Linked DNA regions of Homo sapiens: region 1 is linked to region 2. Evidence: chromatin loops called from intact Hi-C (ENCODE). Cell type or tissue: IMR-90. All regions are shown on one strand.

What was found. A loop is a pair of places that touch in the nucleus more often than their neighbours do. Peaks named below come from ENCODE experiments on the same cell type or tissue, not always from the same donor. Only the 100,000 strongest peaks of a DNase experiment are listed, where the experiment ranks them.
Region 1: it touches region 2 in a loop (2.0-fold over the local background); 2 of 110 quality-filtered maps call a loop at or near these places.

Annotation. Positions count from the first base shown.
Region 1 is chr5:156,311,921-156,319,920 of GRCh38, forward strand. All of the region lies in intron 2 of LOC124901120 (a long non-coding RNA gene), which reads right to left. It also overlaps a transcript of SGCD not described here. Among named protein-coding and RNA genes, the nearest start is that of SGCD, 11 kb to the right of the region's middle. In IMR-90, no CTCF peak of the experiment used is centred here; no DNase peak of the experiment used is centred here.
Region 2 is chr5:156,197,500-156,205,499 of GRCh38, forward strand. It overlaps a transcript of SGCD not described here. Among named protein-coding and RNA genes, the nearest start is that of SGCD, 130 kb to the right of the region's middle. RefSeq lists a silencer at 4,370-4,532. In IMR-90, no CTCF peak of the experiment used is centred here; DNase peaks (open chromatin) are centred at 4,432 and 4,762; H3K4me3 peaks cover 419 bases; H3K27ac peaks cover 722 bases.

The sequences.
Region 1 (8,000 bases), 110 kb after region 2:
TATTTTTTATTTTTTTCTTGAGAGCCAGTGTATTGACCTATAGTTACAAATGAATGTAAAGTAACAGTTCCATGCCATAGCTAGCTAAGGGCATGAGTAGGAAAAGAAAACAGATCTTCTGACCCCTATTCCAGGGCTGTTTCTGAGATACCCAGTATCACAGGAAGGCAAAGGAAATTTGCACTTGTTGCATGCCTACACGTACCAAAGGTACTCATGTAGGTTAGGTGGTTTTATTCTCACAAAGACTCTGAGAAGTTAGAATTCTGTCTCCATTTTTCAGGTGTAGACACTAGTCAGAAAGGAAATTTTTTGGTCCCAAAACATTTATTTATTGAGTGGCAGGGCCACAGTTCTCAGATACATAGATCCAGCTTTTTCCCTTCTACCATACTGACATTTATTTTGTGACCTTGAATGTCACTTCCTTGAACATAAATTTCTTTACTGATATACTTAGAAAAAGGTAATCCTTAGCTACCACATAGGGATTCTAAAACCCAAGTGAAACACTGTGTGTGTGAATACATTTTATAAATTACAAAGTGCTATTAAAATTACATTAGTCTATTACTCATATAAAATATTAAATCATGACACCACTCTGCTTCAATTGCATATTCATTAATAGCAATGAGAAGCAGTTTAGCATAGCAATTAAGGACACAGACTTTATCATCAGACAGGCTTGAGTTGGATCCCATCTTTATCTCTTACCCACTATTCCACTATGTGATTTGGGGCAGCTATGTAACCTCTCTGTACCTCAGTTTCCTCATTTATAAAATGGGGATAATTCTAACTCCTAACTCGTAGAATTTTTATAAAGATTAAGTAATACATGAAAAGCATTTAACATGGTTCCAGGTGAAGTGTTAGCTCTTAAGAAAATTAGTTGGAATTAGGATCATTATCTTACTCACTGCACTCACTTAACCAGCCCCATAAGAAAATTGTCTCAGCTCCCTATTTCTTACAGACACTGGATAGATGACTATTCGTTTATTTTTTAACTAACTTTGAGCTTAATTTGTTTACAAAGCCCTTGACAGTACTTCTCTTTCAATCCATATTTGTTTTGTTTTGTTTTCTGATTTTCTTTCTTCTCTCATCTTCTCTAAGCCATCTGTCTCAGAACTGTGGAAATCTAGCTTTGTCCCTCATGGCTTAAGCATGCTTTTATTTGCCTCCTCTTTCTTCTTTTCCCTCTGCCTTCTTGTCTTCCTTGAGAATTTGTTGACTGACATCACATCCATTTAACAAATAATGATGAGTTAATGATTCACAGTGCTTGAAGTTTCATATGGTAAAAAAAAAGCCTGTATCTTTCATCTTAAAAGCTGTGAAGACATTTCTCTTAAATTTTAAAAGATTCAGATTTAAAAGAGAATTTTAAAGTTGTACATAATTTGTACTTGATTTCTCACCTTTTTTTGTTTTCTATTTCTTTATTTTTTCTGCTTTTTCTCTGGAAGTAGTTGTCAACATCATTTTTTGATTTTGTGTGTGTGAGGTAAAGAGAGATACTGTCATTAAAGCAGCTAGTACACAGTGAGTACTTAGTAAATGTTGGCTGCTATGGTTATATGTAAATATTATGCTGATAAAGACAGCCTGTGCATCTTCTCCAATTCTAACCACAAAACATTATATCCATAAGGGTAAAGTCTCCTGAAATAAATCTAAGTACCTCCGAATGTCTGTGGGAAATCTGATTTAAGGTAGTAAAGCTATCTGAGTCTTAATAGCTGAAGGAGTTTGTTACTTAAATGGCTAGTTTGTTGGTTCATAACATTTTAGGGTACTAGGATCATAGTCTGCTGAAGTGGTAGGTATCTCCATTAAGTCAATGCCATTAACAATTTATTCCTTCTTGAATGTAGACTCCACAATTGGAATTTTAGATTTCGCTACTAATGTGTAATTTACTCTGGAATTTGTAAAAATGCTGTTCATTTTAGCTTCCTGAAAATATGCATAAAAATGCAGCACAGGCCGTGACATCTACTTTTTTTCAATTAAGTATTTGGGTATCTTTTCTATTATCACCTTTTTATACGTCCTGAAAATCTTAGCCCACAATTCCTGAAAATCTTCAGAAATTGCAATTCCATGATCATTGAATCTGTGATAAGATGGTTCATGATCCCTATAGTTACACACAATAAAGAGCAAAGAGTGCTTAGGGAAAAAGCCAGTTTAGTCAAAAATATAAAATTAATGAAACATAAACAAAAGGCCAAATCTATAGGAGGGTCACTGTATTGGTGAGGTTTATTCCAGTTGAACGTTAAGGATGTGATGTTCGAGGCTATACTAATCAGTATAGCTGTTTAAACATTTTCTGTCTTGTGAAACTTAGTCTATAAAGACTAAACCTGATAATAAAATTTAGATGTAAGCTGCATTGGTTGGTAAGCACTTTAGGTATTTAGGCAGGGCATAAAGTAAATACAAAATTTAAGATTAAGATTTATGAGTCAAAATTAACTATAATATAGACATTGCATTATATTAAACTGTCTATTCTACTAGTATTATAATTACCAATACCATCATTTTGGGTACAGTTTTCTGGTCTTCTCTCCATCTTTTATTCCATCATCTAACAATTATTATAGTGTCTACTCCAGCCTAGGCAGTATGCTAGGCGTTGGTGAACACAGATGAACAGAACAGACACTGTGCATTGTTCTCAAGAGCTGACAGTCTAGCTGTACATTCAGATAAACTAAGTGACAACAATAAATAATGGCAAGTAGTATGAAAGGAAAATCATAAGATTTTGGTAGAGAACATAGCAGAGGACTTAACATAGAACTGGGTAAAGAGGGAAGAGAGGGAAGAGAAGTCTTGTGGAAGAAGGGACCTGTCAGCTATTTCCTTCAGCAGTTATACAGGAGGCATAAGGTGCATTCCATTCAGTGCTTTATAATTCATATTAGTAAGACTACGGATTTTTTTCAGTTACATTACTTTTTCCCCTAGCTTCATTGAGATGATTGACAATTAAATATGGTAGATATTTAAAGTGTGCAATGTAATGATTTGATGTATGTATATGTTGAGAAATAATCACCACAATCAATCTAATTAACATAGCCATTACCTCACATAGTTACCATTTTTTCTGTTTGTGTGGTGGGTACACTTGAAATCTCTCTTAGCAAATTCCAAGGACAGAAAGCATTATTATTAATTACAGTTACCATGTTGTCCATTAAGTCTCCAATACCTATTCATTTTGTATGGGATTATTTGTACTCTTTCACCAATATCTCTCCTTATACCCTACCTACCACCCCCTTGTAACCACCATTCTACTCTCTGTTACTTTGAGTCTGATTTTTTTTTTTTAGATTCCACATATAAGTAGAATCATGCAGTATTTGTCTTTCTGTGTCTGGCTTATTTCACTTAACACAATATCCTTCAGATTTATCCAGGTTGTCACAAATGGCAGCAGGATTTACCTTGTTTTTAAGGCTGAACAGTATTGTACTGTGTGTATCAATCACATTTTCTTTAACCACTCATTGGTTGATGGATGCTCAAGTCATTTTCATTTTGTGACTATTATGAATAATGCTGCAAAGAACATGGGAGGGTAAGCATCTCTTCAAGATAGTGATTTTTCCTTTGGATGTATACACACAAGTGAGTTTATTGGATCATATGATAGTTCTATTTATATATTTTTTAGGAATTCCCATGCTGTTTTTAATAATGATCATACCAATTTACTTTCCCATCAGCAATATGCAAGGGTTCTCTTTTCTGTACATCCTTGCCAATGCATATATATATTTTTTGTCTTTTTGATAGTAGCCATCCTAACAGATGTGAGATAACTCATTGTGCTTTTGGTTTGGATATCCCTGATGATTAATGACTTTGAGTATGTTTTCATGTCCCTGTTAGCCATTTGTATGTCTTTGGGAAAATATTCATATCTTTGCCCATTTTTATTCAGATTTTTTCTTACCAAGTTTTATGAGTTCTTAAATATTTTGGATATTAACCCCTTATCAAATATATGGTTTTCTAGCCAGAGCAATTAAGGAAGAAAAAACATAAAAGTCATCCAAATCAGAAAGGAAGAAGTAGAACTGTCTCTGTTTGAGGAGTGTATTAACTTATACGTAGAAAGCCCTGAAGACTTCATCAAAAAAACTGCTAGAACTAATAAATGAATTTCATAAAGTTATAGGATGCAAAGTCAACATACAAAAATCAGATGAGTTTCTCTACACTATAGCAAACTTCCCAAAATAGGAATCAGAAAAACAGTTCCCTAGCATCAAAAATATAACTAGAAATAAATTTAACCAAGAAAGTGCAATATCTATACACTGAAAACTATAAAACATTGGCGAATGAAATTGAAGAAGACATAATTAAATAGAAAATAGCCTATGTTCATAAATTGGAAGAATTAATATTGTCAAAATGTCCATATTACCCAGAGTAATTTACAGATTAAATTCAATCCCTACCAAAATTTCAATGGTATTTTTTATAGGAATAGGAAAACACAAAAATAATAGGAATCACAAAAGACCTCAAATAACTAAAACAATCTTGAGCAAGCAGAACAAAGTTGGAGGCAGCACACTCCCTGATTTCAAATTATATTGTAAAGATATTGTAATCAAAACAGTATGATACTTGCATAAACACAGACACATAAGCCACATGGAACAGAATAGTGAGCCCAGGAATAAACTCATCTGTATGATGTGTGGTCAACTATTTTTTAACAAAGATGCCAAGATTACATAATGGAGAAAGGATAGTCTCTTCAATAAATGATATTGGAAAGTTCAGACTTTATCCTGTGAGAGATGGGAACTAAGAGTGAAACCTACACTGTCTAAAGATTAAAGAGTACATTGTCAAAGGGCTGAATGAGGGAGATTGGAGGCAGAGACAGTAAATGATTGTCCAACCCAGATGATTGATAATAGAGGCCTGGATTCAATTAGTTTTAAGAGAGGATCCATTGAAGAATTGTTATTGAACATTGTTTTCTTACTTAGGAAATAAACTAGAATGACATAGTTTTGCTATCTAGAGTTACAACAATGAGTCTGGTCTGTAAATGTACCCTCTAAATCATAAGAATTAATTGTGATAATTAAGTCACTGGAAAATGGCAAAAATAAGGGTAGAATTTGGTTGGCTTTGAGTGTAAACACTTGCTACCAAAGCGTACCTATTCTGAATCTATTTAAATATCAACTAATGGGGTGGCTCACAAAATAGATAATTTAGTAATATCTGCTAATATTTGAAGATTTGGTATGTAAGAGCACAATAAGCACTCGATGCATGTTAGGTATGGTTATGTATATAAGAGCCACTTTTACTGAGATTATTTTGTTAAGGCCTTGCACAACCATAGGAGATGGCTGCTGTTCTACTTTACAGAGGAGAACTCAGGGATAAGACAGTTTAATAACAGGATCTTCTGATGAAGAAGACAATAATCCAGACTGCCAAATTCCACACTAGAGCCAAGAAATTCTAACTTCTACAAATCACAAACATGATCGCAATTTCAAAAGTTTTGCCTTACACAGTTTTCCATAACTGAAGGTTAAGAATACCTTCAGGTTAATGGTGTTAAAACTAAAAGGCTATAGTTTCAAAATTACATAAAGTATTCACATGATGTGTTGAAATGCAGTGAACTCCAAAAATCTTTCCAAAACCCCAAATATAGTTTTTCAGTGTGGAAATGTTCTGTGTTTTGATTTTGCTCTTAAAAAGCAGAAATTGTGTTGATACTAATCATGTCACTACAAAATGATGTTTGACTTCATCTTTTACGTTGAGCTCAAGTACTGCTGTGGCTCTTGTAATAATAGAATATTAAAGTGTTTCTTTAGGATAAAATACTGATGTACGATAAGATCTTAGTGAGAGAGGATGAATGAAGTGGCTCAACACCCATGATCTCTTATAAATGTGACAAATGGCATGGGTAGAGAATTGACCCATTTATCTAACTGTAAACCCTTGCCAATTCATTATTCTATATGCTATGTCTGGGAATTTGAAGATATTATAGTAGTTATTTATGAGCAAGTCTCTTTCCTTGGAGTTCTCACAGAATGTCTTTCACAAGTTCAGTGAAGAGACTTAGAAAGCTGATTCTATCAACTCAGCAAGAGAGGTTCTATCTCTCAATGATAGACTCACACATTAACCAACTTCATGAGATTGATGTCTAAATTAGAAATACAAATTTTTAAATTTAGCATGAGAAATAGTATCACATGCATAGGAATAGCTAAATCTTCTCTTCCTCTAAGAAGATCTATGCAACAAGAAGGAACATAATGAAAAGGATAATTAATGCATTTAAACTCAGAAAAAGGAGAGTTAGATAAAAAGGATTCTTTAATGGCAGCAGGCTAAGTCAGCCCAACAGGTATAATTTTGTCAGTGGTACTAGAGACAGTGAAAGTCCTCCCCACAAAGTCTTGTAAGTACCTTGAGGATAAGGACCCTGTTTTGTATCTATCATATCTCCAATCCCTGGAACAGACCAACCACTCACTAAATATGAGGAGAGTTCATTGGCTAAGACTCCTTTATTCAGTGCTTGAATGAACTCTTCGTACTTTTTTATGGCTCTCATTCCTTCTATGCATCCATGAATGACCTCTTTTTTTTTTTTTTTTGAGACAAAGTCTCACTCTGTCACCTAGGCTGGATGGAGTGAAGTGGAGTGATCTTGGCTCACTGCAACCTCTACCTCTCGGGTTCAAGTGATTCTCCTGCCTCAGCATCCTGAGTAGCTGGGATTACAGTTGTGTGCCCCCTCGCCTGGCTCAGTTTTGTATTTTTAGTAGAAATGGGGTTTCACCACGTTGGCCAGGCTGGTCTCGAACTCCTGACCTCAGGTGATCCGCCTGCCTTGGCCTCCCAAAGTGCTGGGATTACAGGCATGAGTCACCGCATTTGGCCTCTTGGATGACCTCTTAAATGGCACATTCTTTCGTTAGATGTGCCAGCATAGTTGAGTTGGAGTCTGATATGCTCATCAAGTAGCCAATCTGTCTCTTTATGCTTTTTATTTCTGTTTTTGTCAATTTCTTTCTGCTTTTTGGCGGGGAGAATCAGGGCATGCCAATAAAGCCCCTATGTGCATTTTACATGAAATATATTTCTTTGTATCTATTACATCAGCACTCCATCCTAAGATACGATATAATGCAGCTCAGCCAGACTGGCCCAGTCTGTTGCTTCTAACAGTTTCTGCTAATTATGAGAGATGAGGCTCAGGATGTTAAAACTGTGTTGAAGTTGATCAAACTGGAAGCCTTGGGGAAAATCCCTTACCATTAAACCCTACAATCCACTGAAAATACAGGAATGTTTTTCTTCAATTCATTCCAGCAGATATTTAATGAGCACTTGATCTGTTAAGTGCAGGGTTAAAGGCAAATGAGACCATTTTTGCCTGCCTTTAACTTGGAATAACATTCTGTTTTTGGACTCATATTTTAATTTTTTAATAGCCTTATCTATTTACATTTAGTGTTTATTCACTTACCACTTAGGAATGCTAAAAAGGACTTCCTCATTGCTTAAGAAGAAGTAAGGAGAGAAGTAGGTAACCAGATAATGCATCTTGAAACACAAATTGTATTTTAGGAAGTGAAGCCCCAGCAGTAATTTCCCATAGTGAGTGAAGAGGTGATACAGTGAATCATCTCCTAGAATCACAATCTTTGCCCTACGAGGCAGCTAGGTATCAGAAAATGGGAATCTTTTGCCCAATTCCTCTATTACCTATCTGTGTGATTTTGACCATATCACGTCTTCTTTTCAGTTTTCAGTTGTCTCATACAAGTAATGAAAAGGTTGGACTTGATGACATATTATTTCCTTTTACATCAGAATACGCTACAGCTCACCAGTTGAGAGATTTAAAATTATATAAAGTTATTTTCTCTGCAATCCATTGCGGAAAGGATATCAGGAATTAC
Region 2 (8,000 bases):
TGGCCTTTATAGCTCACAGTATTAGGGTTGAAAGAGAGCCAGAGAAGTAAAAGTGATTAATAACAAAGGGAGAGTAGAAAATAATTAACAGCCAAGCAAGAGGATGAAGCACCATATTGTTCAATTAATAAGCCAAGAGTCATCAGAAATTGTGGCTTATATTTGTTCTCTTGCTTACAAATCTTAATTACATGTGATTTTTTTGCCTATTTACTTGGGCATGCTGATTTTTATCTCTCCCAAATTCTTTCTCTTTGATTCATTATTTTGTCCTATTTATTACCTTTTCCTATTGTCAATTAAAAATATGTTTTAATTGACAAATAATGGTATATATTTATGGGGTACAATGTGATGTTTTGATATTTATGTACATATGGAATGATTAAACTATGCTTATTAACATACGTATCCCCTCACCTACTTACGTAATTAGCATAGAGGAGGGAGGAAGCCGGGGTTATCCTGTTTTCTAACCCCAAATATGTTGGCTCTCACTTCTTAGCCTCCTAACATTTCTAAGTTCCTCTCTGCTCCTCTTCATCTTATTCCCTTTGTAAATATAGTGCGAACTTTAAAATTCAGTTAGATATTTCTAATGTTGAGCCATCTATCTGTTCTTTTCTGCCTCTGAACTGTGTTTATTCTTTCTATCTTTCTTAGGACACTATGTATGTCTAGAAGAAACAAAGGAGACATTAAAAAAAGATCTTTTCCAGTAAGGGCAGGTGCAGACCTAGATAAGAAGTCTAGGAGTTCTTGGAGCAAGTCCAAGTAAAAACTTGGCCTTGCAAATATGCTGTATCGATGATTGTTATGTTCACATAGGAAATAAAAATAATGTGTTTTCCTTTCATTTAGTAATAATAATTTACCGAGCACTTGGATTGAGAGACACCATGCTAGGTACTCTGCCTTTATTAATTCACTTAATTATCCCAATAGTCTTATGAAATAGGCACTGTTATAGTCCCTGCTGTGTAGAGAAGGAATCTGAGGCATAGAGTGGTTGGTAACTTAGTGAGCGAGTAGTTGGACTGGGATTTGTATTTAGCCTGACTTCAACATCCTCACTCTTTGCCCTTTACTCTAGCACTCTTAAAAATGGCTCTGTGTGGACCATGGTCCTCCATGTGAAAGAATAGTTTTTCCCTTAGTTGGTTATTAAATTGAATGCTACAGAATTTCTTACTTGGATTGATATGGACAGTGCCAGGAAATCTCTCACAACATCCTTCTTTATTTGAAGTGTGGCAGAGTTGTCTCCTGTGCTTCAAATTTCAGGGACTTGAGACACATTTAGTATAATAGATGTGTTTAGAGTCAGGACTTTCCAGCCAATGGTGGTTTTTATTTTATTATTATTATTATTTGATTTTAGAAATGGAATCTTGCTATGTTGCCTTGGTTGGATTCAAACTCATGGGCTAAAGTGATCCACTCACCTTAGCCTCCCAAGTAGCTGGGATATAGGTGCATGCCAACACACCCAGCTCAATGGTATTTGAATAATTATCTATTCGACATGAAGAAATAAGGTCATATATGCAAAACTCTAGCCCTAAACACATGTAGATACACACACCTACACACATACCTTCGCACCTCAGTGAAGAAAACATCATGAATCTGAACCTTCTGCCTGTAGAGTCTGTACATGGTCTTTAAAGATTTCTCAACACTTAGCTTTAGAGCCATTTCAGTGAATCAAGAGTTCAAATAAAGCTATCTTGCTTTTCCTCAGCTAGTCTAATCACTTCTACATAACAGCAGCAAGTTGATGCCCAAAGAGGTCATTGACTTATTTGCTTTGGCTATTGGCCCCAAATCAGGCATCTGACAATTTTCAACTAAAGAACAAAAATAATGTCTTCTTCACAGAATTGGGAAATAATAAATTCAATCAGGCATGCAAGGCCCTTTACATAGTGCCCTACACATACTTGCCTCTCAGGAAATGGGACTTAAAAGGCAGGTTGCTGTCTCACCAACCTCAAACTCCATTGTTAGTAATGGTAGTAGAAGCAGTACAGAAGAAGGAAAAAGGGACACTGAGATAGGCGTTTGGAGACTCCCTACTCCAAGTCAGACTTCCATCTTTTGGCTTTCTCTGCTTTGGCAAACTACTTCTTCTTGCCTTGATTCCTTCCTTTTTAAAATAATGGCATTAGATTAGCAATAATTTTGAGTGTTTATAGATCATTCACTCACCAAAAATCTATAAACTTCACGGAGGCAGGCTTTTCTCTCAATTTTGCTGCAGCATTTCCAGTGTCAGACATGTATTTGGTGCTTTATTGCTGAATAAATAAATGACTCATCAACTAATAAATTCTGTAGATCTTGCCACCCACCCAGAGAAGCTGTATATTTAAAAAGTTGTGTCCACTCTTAGGGCCTCATGGACTTTAGGTCACTGGGCCTCAGGTTAGGAGTATATCACCTACAAATTTTCTTTTACTTTTAATGTTCTAGGAATCTACTAAAGGCCCTGTTAACATAGTGTGATGTAGAAGAAATCAAAGACACAAATAAATATATTTCTCATACTTATAGCTTGGAAGACTTAATATTGTTAAAATGCTCATACTACACAAAGTGATCCGTGGACTCAGTCCAATCTCTATCACAATTCCAGTGGAATTTTTTGCAGAAAGAGAGAAAACATCATAAAATATATATGAAATCTCAAGGGACCCTGAATAGCCAAAACAATCTAGAAAAAGAACAGAGGTAGAGGACCTTCTCTTCCTTGCTTCAATACATACTGCAAAACAGCAGTAATCAAGATGTTGTGGTACTGGCATAAAGACAGATACATAGACAAATGGAACAGAATAGAGAGACTGGATATGAACCTTTGCATATATGGGCAAATAATTTTTGACAAGTGTGCCAAGACTACACGAAGGGGAAAGCACAGTCTCTTCGATAGATGATGCTGGGAAAACTGGATATACACATGGAAAAGAATGAAGTCACCATTACCTTATAGCATTTAAAAATTAACTCAAAATCAATTGAAGACCTACATTAAAAATGTAAAACTATAAACCTCTCAGAAGAAAACATGGCAGAAAATGTTCAGGACATTGGAATTGGCAATGATTTCTTAAATATGAAACCCAAAGCACAGGCAACAAGAGAAATTGGAACCCATTATGCAAACTAGTATGGAGGCTCCTCAAAAAGCCAAATATTTAATTACCATGTTATGATTCAGCAATCCCACTTCTGAGTATATATCGCAAAGAATTCAAAGCAGAATCTCAAAGACATATTCACACACCTATGTTCTTTGTAGTTTTATTCACAATAGCTGATACGTGAAAGCAACCCAGATGTCCATCGACAGATGAATAGATAAGCAAAATGCAGTAGAGACATACAGTGGAATATTATGCAGCTTTAAAACAGGAAGGACATCCTCTTACATGTGTTGTAATATGGATGAACGTCGAGGACATTATGCTAAGCAAAATAAGCCAATCACAAAAGGACAAAAAAGTACTGCATGATTCCATTTAGACATGAAATATCTAAAATAGTCAGAATCATAGAAAGTAGAAAGATGATTGCTGAGGGCTGAGGCAGGGAGAAGGAATTATTGATTGATGGGCGTAGAGTTTCAACTTTGCAAAATAAAAAGTTCCAAAGATCTGTTGCACAACAATGTGAATACATTTAACGCTACTGAACTGTGTACATAAAACAGTAAATTTAATGCTATGTAGGTTTTTAACACAATAAAAAAGTAAATAAAATGGTATAATGGAGCATGACACTCAAGTACACAATGACATATATCACTGTTATTTTTAAAACAGTATGTTTGATATTTTGAAAAACTGAGGAACAGAAAGTATCATCTTTGTGCAAGCTGTAGCCCAGAACATGCTTTCAGTAAACATGCTGACATCTTTCTTCACTCCCACTGTAGCAATGAGCAAAGCTGCCATCATAACACAATGTCAAGATGTCTTACGTTGACATTAAAGTGTAACCATAGGAGGTTTTGGTTGGAGGCCCACGGTTTAACAGAGAAACCAGTTTATGGCAAATTTGCCAACATCATAGGACCATGGACATTGCAAATGAGTCCAGTCTAGGAGGTAAAGCAATGAGTGTTTCCTAAGGGGAAAATGTGTTACTAAAATCAAATTAAAATCGAATGAATGCCTCATGCTGCAGGAGGGAAGAGGACAAGCCCATAATTCCCTAGTTTTTTTTTTTTTAATCTAATAAGTGCTTTATCACTTTCAGTTTTCTCAGCTCGAGCCAGGGATATTTTGGAGTTATTATGACATTTGAAAGAATGCTGAGTTTTTGATCTTGTCAGGACTGAAAGTGCTTTATAAATGTCAGAGTTGGTGTGTGGGAATCTAGGGCACAGCTCCAGTGTGTACCTTGTGAGTCAGCTAATGAGGCCACAGGAGAGCAGCCATCTGAGCAGCTCCCTGAGTGGTCCTGACTTCCAAAACAGCTTTCTGGTCTGCTCAGCAAAAGAGTTTCACGTTGTTGTTGTTGTTGAATTGCGAATGAGTATTCAGGTTTAGATTAAGTCATTCCCAGAACTCTCATTGAAAACATTTCTAATACTCTGGTTGCCTCTTTGTTGGAGGGAAGATAACCCACAGGGGGTTCTTTCTTGGCCTTTGCCGTTAAAGTGATCTCTCCATTGATTGTGGCCCCACTCACCACTTAACTCCTCCTGGATGGTTTCCTTAAACTGGATTATTATTCTTTGACTCATCAGAATTTAGCAATGTTCTCAGTGTAATTCACAGTATGTAATAGTAGGCTTTACATAAATACTTACTCAGTGAATGAATAGAAGCCAGACTGTTTTACAATTTTAAATTTGGCCATGATTCTGATGTTGCTTATATGGCCTCTGATTAAATGGGTCTGAGCTTCACTACGGCCTGTGAGATTATTGAAAGAGGTGTTAGGCTAATGATAAGCCTTGCAGTTGTTATAGTTTGTTTTTAGCACTGAGATTTCTTGACCCTCAATGATCAAAGAAACTAAGGCCATAGAGAAGCATTCATACTGGAAGAGACAGTCAAAGTCTCTTCTAAAGCATTTCATTTAGAGAAAAGTTATTGGTTCCAAATAAGGTGACAGCTCCCAGGTTTTGAAGATGTAGATCAACTGACTGCTTCATGTAGGGTCTCACAGGGGTGTCAGAATCAAGGCACAATGGAGAGTACTCAGTGTGTTCATGAAAACGCAGTGGAGTAGCAGAGGTTCCTTTTTTTTTTTTTTTTTTTCAATTAAAAAGACTGCAGTTTAAACCTGATTGGAGTTAATGCAGTTGGGCATGGACAGGGAGGTACCCTGTTTCTGTATGCCTCTTGTGACATAACAGTGTTTCCCAAAGTGAATTCTAGGTAAGGCTGATTGTAAAGGTTTTAATTTTCTACAAAAATTGAATTTTCATAGGCAAGCAAGTTTGAGAAATACAGGTTTTAACAAAGTAAGAATTATTAAAGCTTTGATATACTTACATGCCTTGAGACTCTGTCAGATTTGAAAGGATGCATCATATCCCAAAGATTTTAATCATAAAACTTTTTAAATTAAGAATATCCCAGAATTAGTGTTTTATAGAAGCCATGTGGGGAAACTATACTCTATAATTTGGAATGCAAATCCACATGTACTTTTCATTAGTGCCTCTATTTGCTGTGGCATTTTCTGTATCATTTGTTCAATTATGTTATATCTGTATCCTCTTTTTGCAAATCTTTAACTATTTGGATATTAAACCTAGATTGTAGGGACTTACAATTTAAATTCTTCAAGATCACCATAAGAATGAAGACCACAACATAACAGTATTTTCTATTGACTGCGCAAATAACAAACTACAAAGGCATTGTTCCTATGTAGTTCGATATTTGAGATTGATGAATAGTGGCATCAAAGGATAGGTTTTGAGACATGTACTTGATTGCTTGCATGGCTATATCATTACATATTCTTAGAATTATAAAGGTATTTAATGATTGTATGTCCCGACCACTTATTCATTTATTCTTTCATCCCACATTTACTGAACTGTATTACTATGTTCCTGACACTGTGCTTTATACTATGGAAATAAAGATGGATCATCATCTGTATTCGTGTCTGATTTGTAAAGTCCCTCAAAATAATTTATAGACAGTTCCTGGAGACTTCTAGCTGGAAATGAGCTTTCTTTTCATCCATTAAGACTCTGAAAAGGCCAACTGCTGAAATAACTTGTCCAATATTACAGTTAATTAGCGGCAGTGGAGAAAACAGGACCCAGATATTCAGGATCTAGGCAGTGCTCCATCCAGTACTATGACATAGCATAAACATGAGGAGGTAATTTTTTAAAACCAATGATTGAGTTTGTATGACTGGGAATAGAAATTTTTCCAAGTTGGAAAATATATTGAGATCTTAATCCAGTGAATATTTATTGCATATGTATCATGTGCTAAATATTATTTAGTGTTTAAGTCCAAGTTCTCATCAAACTTATATTCCAGTGGCTTCCATATTGCTTAAGACTAGAAATATTGTTTAAATTCATAACTACATTGATGGTTATTAGAGATACCCATAAAAGCCAAGAGTGTGGTTGTGGAAGGTGTCATCCCATTTAGTGTTTTGTTTCTTTTCCTGACTTACTCCTCAACAAGTGTTACTGGACCTGCAGCTCCAGAAGAAAAACAAGCTTAAGAGTGAGGAAATTTTCTCCCTTATGGGGTGGCCAGCACAGAGCTTTTTGTTATGTAGTAAGAATAATACTCCAAAATGATGGTTATGGTGGTGACTTTGTAGCTCATGTGAATCAGATATAATTAATTCACATCATTTCTTGAGGGCTTGCGGTGTGTATATTGTTATATGCTAAGTATGGTGGGTGATACAAATATATATATAAGGTATCCTAGTGAAAGATGTCACAGTTTAACTAGTTTAGCCAACACACTCATACACACACACACACACACACACACACACACAATATCATGTGAACTAGAGTGATTTTTTGATTGATACTACATGATTACATGCCAAATGAATGATGTAGGCATATACGTGTCAGCGTATGGGATCTTGGCAAGTTATGTCACCCTTCTCAGCCTCACTTTCTTCATCTGAGAGAAAGGGGTGATAACAGTATCTCATGAAATTGTTGTGAGGAATAAATATAGTTATATAGCTGCTCATATGGGGCACATTATGTAACTGGTATTAAACAAACTGGTTTGTGTTTTTCTTTATCTTCACAATTGGAGAGGCAAGATCACAATGAAATAGCAAGATGTAAGTCGTAAGTAGCTACTTAAAAATAAGTGGCAGAGGCTTATAATTCGAGTGTAAACTTTTCTCCACTGTGTTATCTGACAATGAGTAATGTAGGAATACAGGTATTGCTACAACCGTGATCTCAAAAGACCAGAGAAATTGTCACAGAAGGCACAGAGATGTTGAATCTTGAGATATTAGCAATGAGATGGACATATATTATTTTCACCTGAACAATATCAATTGCTGTTTTGCTGTTTTTCTATAATAGCATATAGATTTTTACTGTGGTAAACTGCCCTTCCTCCATCAGAGTGGGAGGTAAATCAAAAGCTCATGGTGCATTCCCAAAACAGACTTCAGAACTTCCAGACACCCAGACTTCCTCTGCTTATCTGGTCACTTTCTTTCTGAAAGCCTTGAGTTTTCAGGGATACTCCATGATCCTGCATTAAATTGCTTTTATGGGTAGGCTGGTAAGAGTTAAGATTCTTTTGTTGGAAGCTGCAGAAACAAACTAATACAGGTTACAGTTGACATAAAATAGTAGCACAAACAATGGCAAATAAATGAAGAATTACGAGACACAATGAGTAGATAAGACTAATAAAAGGCAATGTTTATGCTGAAGAATAGTAGAAGAGAAGCTTAGAAAGGTTGAATTAAGCTAGATTGTTGCAGATTTTGAAAGACAATCATACAGGCTGTCA